Linked DNA regions of Homo sapiens: region 1 is linked to region 2. A link is a contact called in ENCODE Hi-C or POLR2A ChIA-PET data. All regions are on one chromosome and are shown on one strand. The core of a region is the stretch at or near the end of the contact, and the rest is flanking DNA. Distances in the headings are between cores, read along the strand shown. Region 1 has its middle 58 kb from the start of LINC01488. Region 2 holds the start of LINC02952 (long intergenic non-protein coding RNA 2952).

Region 1 (2,969 bases), core at 55-2,554, 95 kb before region 2:
AGGCTGGCTTCCAGGAGCAGATGCAAGTGCCAGATCTCGTAGCCTGGCTTCCTTTAGGTTCCTGTTCTTGGAGCATTGCTCTGAGGCTGAGATTGAAAAAAACCAATCATGATCCCAGCTGTCCTCTGCTCTGAGGCCTGAGCTGACCCTCAGGGTTGCCCCCAGCTCCTTCTTCAGACTGGACTGGTCCCATGCCTTCCTGGGGGGCTGGAGATGCAGCCTCCCTTCCTACAGCTGTTGGTACTTCTGATGCCATGTATTAGCCAGATCACCAGACCTCTGGAGATGTGGGACCCCCATTCATCTTGTCCCTGCTCCCCATGTACTCCACCGAGAGTCCCGGTTGCCTCTCTGGGGCTCAGTTTCCTCACTTGTCTCAGGTCCAGTGAGATGTGATTGTTCCATGAATCTAAAAGTAGAACGTTCTGGTCCAAGTCGAGGCCCTGGCAAAGCTGCCTTTCCTATCTCTAATTATGTGGCTCCATGACTCACTCATCATAAACCCAAGTCCTCAAGAAATGTCTTAAGGAGGTGGAGGGTTCTCAGAATGAACCTGCCGCCTGAGCCCCCGGCCCATTGTTACATGCACCGGCGCCAGGTACCTTATTCCCACCGTAGTGGGAGCAAGTTCGATGCTAAGAATAAGAGCTAGAGCGACGCTTTGCCTCCGGGGTTTCAGTGGGGGCTGGGGTGTGGAACCAGGGCAGGGATTGGCTTGGGGGCTTGAGCTGCTCTGGTGGGTGGTGTCCTGGGACGCTCTTCTCCTCTCCCACGGAGGCCCTGGGATTGCTGTCTCAGTCTGTGGTGGGTTGGTGGGGGCAGGGGCGGGCAGAGAAAAGGTTTTCAAGACCCTGAACCATCACCAAGCCCAGCAACCGGCCATTGTCCCTTTAGGGGTGCAGAAGGTGGTCCTGTGTGCAGTGGCACCAGCATTGTCAGCTCAGAGAAAGCAGCCATGACCCTGTGGAGTGTGGTTGAGTTGGGGGAAGTAAGGAGAAAGTGGAGGGACGGCCAGGGTAGGTGGGGTGGGTAAGAAGCGGGGATCGGGGTGGGGCCCGGCCCCGGAGACTTTTCTCCAGCAGAACACAGAACCATAGGAGCGGTATTTTTCCTACTTCCAGGCCAAATGGGCTTGCACGGGAAGCCTGCTCCAGTTCATGGGGAGGGGATGGTCTATGGGAACCAGAGAAGCCCGCCCTGCACCCAGCGGCCGCTTCCTGTAATGCGCTCTGCCCCCAGGGAATTCCCACGGAGCTGCCCAGGAGGAGCCGGGCCAGCGGGCAGCTGGGCCTTCCTGCCAGGCCAATGCCAGGGTGAGTTCCAGCGCCTGTGTCATTCTGCCGCCCAGGCTGGGCAGTGGCAGGCGCGTCCCTCTCCCAGGGTCTTTGTCCTTTCCCTGCCTTCCCAGGAGGGGCCAGGCCCTTGGAAAGGGGGAGGAAGACGAGGGAGAAAAGGGAGAGAAACTGGCTCCCAGCACTCAAAATAGCCATCTCCTTCTATGTGTTGATTTTCTGCTTTAAGCCAGGCTGGGGTGGAGGCCAGGAGTGGGGCCTGTGACGCTGATTTTCAATTCCTCCTGTGAGATTCCAGTCAGGTGGCACTCAAGCAGAGACTTCCTCCCTTCTGAGACAGGGAAGTGCCTCCGTGGAGGGGAGGGGCCTCAGTTCTGCAGAGGAGCCTGGGGTGCTGAGGGGGTGTGGGTGCCGAGATGGGTGGTAGAGGGGTGGCCCTGCAGATACAGGGTCTTACTCACATGCACTGCTGCAGCGTCCTCGCCCAGGGGGGCTTCGGGCCCTCAGGGGCAAATTCTGGCAAGTTTGTAAGTTTAATTTTTTCAGTGGATGAGGCATTCACGTGGTTACAAAACCTAAAAGTAGGCAATGAAGGGAAGCCACAGCTCCCTCGGTCCCCTGCGGCTGAGAGGCTGTGGGCACCGGCACACGCCGTCTTACCTCTCCCTTCTATATCCCGCTGTGGCAAATGCTGCCTCACTCTTGGGCACGCTGCTTCCTCATGCCACTGTCTAACCAGGTTTTTGGAGCCTTCCAGAATTCTGGGGCCTGAGAAGTCTCCTTTCCTTCCCATCTCTTTCCCTCTCCCTTCCCTTCCCTCTTCCTTCCCTTCCCTTCCCTTCCCTTCCCTCTTTCCTTCCTTCCTTCTGACTAACTGGCTGTGAGTGGCTTTGTTGAGTGGGTGCCTGACAGGAAAGAGAAAGTGACTTTTTGGAGGCCTCAAAGATGAAATCAGGGAATCCAGGGGCCTGCTGCTGGATCTGATGGTGGGGCCTGGTTGGGAAGGCTCGGTGCACTGTGGGCTGCAGGTGCTGGCACCAGGCAAGTCGGAGGCTGCCCCTCCCGTCCTTTCACTGCAGCTGGCCTGAAGCCCCTGGCTCGGTCCCCCGCCACGTTCTCAGCAGCGGGTGGCCTGTGAGCCAGGGCCCATCATCCCTGATGCTATTCCGCTTACTGGCGAAAGCAGAGGTCTGGGTTTTGGGTCCACCATAGCTCAGAGCCTCAGGTCCTCACCCAAGGCCTCAGTCCCCTAGCCTGGCCCACAGGCAGGAGTCTGGCTTGAAGCAGAGCCCTGACCAATCCACCTCCTCTGCCCACATTCTCTTGCTGGATGGCTGCCATCCACATGAGAGGGGCTGGGCATGTCCTGCCAGGGCTTCCTCCTGCCCACTCCAGCCCTGCTGCAGGCCCTGATCTCCAGGAGGAAAAGGCAGCCTGGGTACCTTTCCAACAGAGGCATTGCTTCCTTCCTCCCTCCGTCCCTCCCTCCCTCCCTCCCTTCCTTCCTTCCTTCCTTCCTTGAATTAACTGGCCCTGAGTGGCTCCACTGAGTGGGTGCCGGAGAGAGACAGCATTGACTATGACATGTCACTTGTCCTGGGGGAGGATGATTGGGGGTGGGGGACAGCTATGTCAACTGTCAGTGATCAAGACCCAGGACAATGTGAGAAACCAGCC
Region 2 (3,013 bases), core at 335-2,834:
GAATTGTTCTTCTCATCCCCGTTGAAATCAGGTGTGGTGGCATGACTTGATTGACCAGTGAAATGTGAGTGGAAGAGGTCTCAGTCACTTGTGAGCAGAAGTTTTAAGAACCAGCTCGTGCATCTGGCCTCCATGATGATGGAGGTCTGGGTGGGACTCGATCCTCCATCAGCCTGGGTCCCTGGAGCACGTCTGGAGCGGGCCCTCACTCCTTGCATGTGTGGCACAAGAAGAAGACAAACGTTGGTTATCTGAAGCTGGCGGTCAGCAGACGCCAGCCTGTGGGCAATTTCTCAATATCATTTTATAGGAATGCAGCCCACTCATTGGTGTGCTGTCTGCCACGCTTTTGTGTTACAATAGCAGAGTTGAGGAGTTGCGACAGAGACTGAATGGCCTGCAAAGCCTAAAATATATATTAAAAGTAGCCGGGCACGGTGGCTCACAACTGTAATGTCAGCACTTTGGGAGGCTGAGGCGGGTGGATCACTTGAGGTCAGGAGTTGGAGACCAGCCTGGCCAACGTGGCAAAACCCTGTCTCTACTAAAAATACAAAAATTAGCTGGATATGGCGGTGGGCACCTGTAATCCCAGCTACTCGGGAGGCTGAGGCAGGAGAATTGCTTGAACCTGGGAGGTGGATGTTGCAGTGAACCGAGATCGCGCCACTGCACTCCAGCCTGGGCAACAGAGTGAGACTGTGTCTCCAAAAACAATAGCAACAACAAAAGTACACGTCACTCTTTACAGAAACCATTTGCTGATCCTGCTGGCAGCCATTGAGATCTGGGGGCCTGTTTGTTGCCATAGCATGGCCTAGCGCATTCTGACCGATACACTTTCTAATCATGCCGAGAACTTCTGAGTGCCGTCTCATGAGCAAAACGTGCGCTATATTAGTACTGTAGCAAAGCGCTTCTGGCCTGTCTCCACGGGCTGAGTGCAGAGCCTCCATTACAGTCATCATTTTATGTCAGGAAGGGAAGGTCCAAGGAGGTGGCCGGTCTGAAGTGACCTCGGGCTTCTCCAGGCCTCTGCCACCCACGCTAAAATGAGAAGCCCCTGAGAATTTTTAAGTTTTGTCTGCATTGTGGAAGCCAGGACGCAGAGGCAGAAGGAGACCCATGGGCCTTTCTATCCCAACACCAACCGTTTAAAACAACAGAAGAAAAGGGAAGCCGGTCCAGCCCAGAGCAGAAATGAGGAGTGGTAGGATCCGGCTGCCCCAGGCCGCCCAGCTCCTCTGTCTGCTTCCTCTATTTGTGCCGGGCAGCCCCCAACTCCCTGGCTTATGTGGCCTGTGGAGGGACCAGCTGTGGCGGGCAACAATTTTGTCCAACCCCAGGCCTTGGTGTCCGCGTCCCTCTGTGTGCACCCTCTTCCTGCGTGGGTGCTGCAGAGCCAACGTGAGGGGCCCACAGGCAGGGGCACCCTTCTCTGCCCCCCACCAAACAGAGGCTGCTGGGGTGGAACCCGAGGTCCTGCGGGAGGGGTGCTGGCCGCTGGGAAAAGCCCGTGTCCGGGCCCCGCCCTCCGTCTCCCCCGCAGCCCTGGCTTACTGGGCTCTCCTCTCCCGGATCTCATACCTCACATTCCCCAGCACGGTTCCGACAGGCCCATGAGTGGGGAGTCCTCATGGCCTGGGAAGGTGGCCGAGAAAGTTTGAACAGCTGCAGAGCCTGCCCGTCCACTCTCTCCAGCCACATTTGTGTGTGTGTGTGTGTGTGTGTGTGTGTGTTGTGTTTTGACCAACCTCTTAGGCTTATGTAACACACTTGGAAGTCAAGAAGTAAGGACTCATTACTGACAGCCTCAGAGAGGCTTGCGAAACACTTGCTGTGAAGAAATCTTTCCATTGAGAAAAAGTTCCCTGGTGCTCATGCTCCCAGTGGCTCAGGTATGTGGCTGGGGGTGACGGTGGTGTGAGAAGCAGGGGTCCCCAGGGCTCCAGAGCCCAGCGCCCCCTGCCGGAGCTGTGTCGCGCCCGGAAATGGAATTGAGCATCGCTTTTGTCCTCTATGTCACTGCTCACGTCACCACCAACAACCGACGTCGGTGACTAAACTCTCGCCGCGTATCAGGCACTATGCTGGGCCCCTGCGTTTGTGATTTTCCTGGGCGCGTGCATGACCAAGGGCTAGGTGCTCCTACGCCCATTTTATAGAGGAGGACACAGGCAAGGCGGTGGGGTCGGGGCCCTTGTCAGCAGGCTGCCACCCCACACCTCCCTGAGGTACATGCAAAAGCAGACCCCTCCCCTCCCCACAGGTATAGCTCTATGTGGGCCCTTTGCATGAGTGTATTTTTAAGCTACTTGCTAGATCCCAAGAGGAAATGAGTGCTCATCCTGCAGGGAGAGGCCAGCATTCCACTGGGCCATTTCCCTTTTCAGAGAGCTGATGTGGAGGATTCTGCGCCGTTCTTGGCCATGCCGTCATCTGGGGCCCCAGGAACCTTACAGACCCGAGGGCCAGGGTTTGGGGCCCAGAGCCCAGCAGATAGCCATCTTAGAAGCATTCTCCCCAGGACCAGGGCTGCTAAACCCAACCCCACATCTCCCACACAAATGCGTCTTTCACTGGGGCTCTGGAAACCGGAGACCATGTAAATCCAAGAAGATGAAATTGTGTGGGTCTGGGCCGCAGCTACAGACTGAGACTCAGCAGCCGAGGGGCCCCAGCCTCAGAGGGAACTCAATGAATTTGTCAGGGAACTGAAAACAGATGATTTCAATCAGCAGGGGAAAAAAATGACTTCATGGCCACAGTTGACCGAAGCAAGCGGCGTTCGGCTGCCAGGCCCTGCCTGGGAGGCGCTTCCAGAAAGCCTGGCCTCTTCCGCAGCCTCTGGCCGGGGTCTTCCCTGCGAGGAGCCAGCGCCGCTCGAGCCGCAGCATGGCCCGGCAGAAGGCACGGCGGCCGTGATGGGGCTGGCGGGGCGCGGTGATAACCCGGGCTCCCCGCCCCCGCGCTTCCTCTCCGCTGCGCTTTCATGAATGGCCCCGCTTCCCAA

Evidence for each region. Hi-C counts contacts between places; a loop is a spot of excess contacts on that map. ChIA-PET counts read pairs that join two places held with the same protein, here RNA polymerase II (POLR2A). Pooled maps may share reads with other maps.
Region 1: a map of heart left ventricle shows a loop between it and region 2 (2.3-fold over the local background). The contact joins the enhancer-like site here to the promoter of LINC02952 in region 2. A Hi-C loop is called at or near these places in 7 of 168 maps with a recorded cell type or tissue (SK-MEL-5, ascending aorta, endothelial cell of hepatic sinusoid and 3 more), 2 of 37 single-sample maps with no recorded cell type and 17 of 50 pooled maps. POLR2A ChIA-PET finds 5 or more read pairs at or near these places in 3 of 52 experiments (WTC11, activated CD4-positive, alpha-beta memory T cell and endothelial cell of umbilical vein).

What each region holds. Positions count from the first base shown.
Region 1 is chr11:69,538,591-69,541,559 of GRCh38, reverse strand. No RefSeq gene overlaps it. Among named protein-coding and RNA genes, the nearest start is that of LINC01488, 58 kb to the right of the region's middle. RefSeq lists a cis regulatory region at 2,139-2,142 and enhancers at 2,065-2,209, 2,228-2,888. Within about 2 kb of position 1,304, at least 15 of the 41 ENCODE cell types and tissues checked have a DNase peak (open chromatin) inside an H3K27ac peak, as active enhancers do; they include ascending aorta, heart left ventricle and heart right ventricle, where a contact is called at or near this core.
Region 2 is chr11:69,443,537-69,446,549 of GRCh38, reverse strand. LINC02952 (long intergenic non-protein coding RNA 2952) reads left to right here and starts at 1,584. Exons shown (of 2, transcript NR_186235.1): 1 at 1,584-1,898. LOC124902703 (a long non-coding RNA gene) reads right to left here and starts at 1,727. Exons shown (of 2, transcript XR_007062759.1): 1 at 1,588-1,727; 2 at 1-211. RefSeq lists a silencer at 2,891-2,980.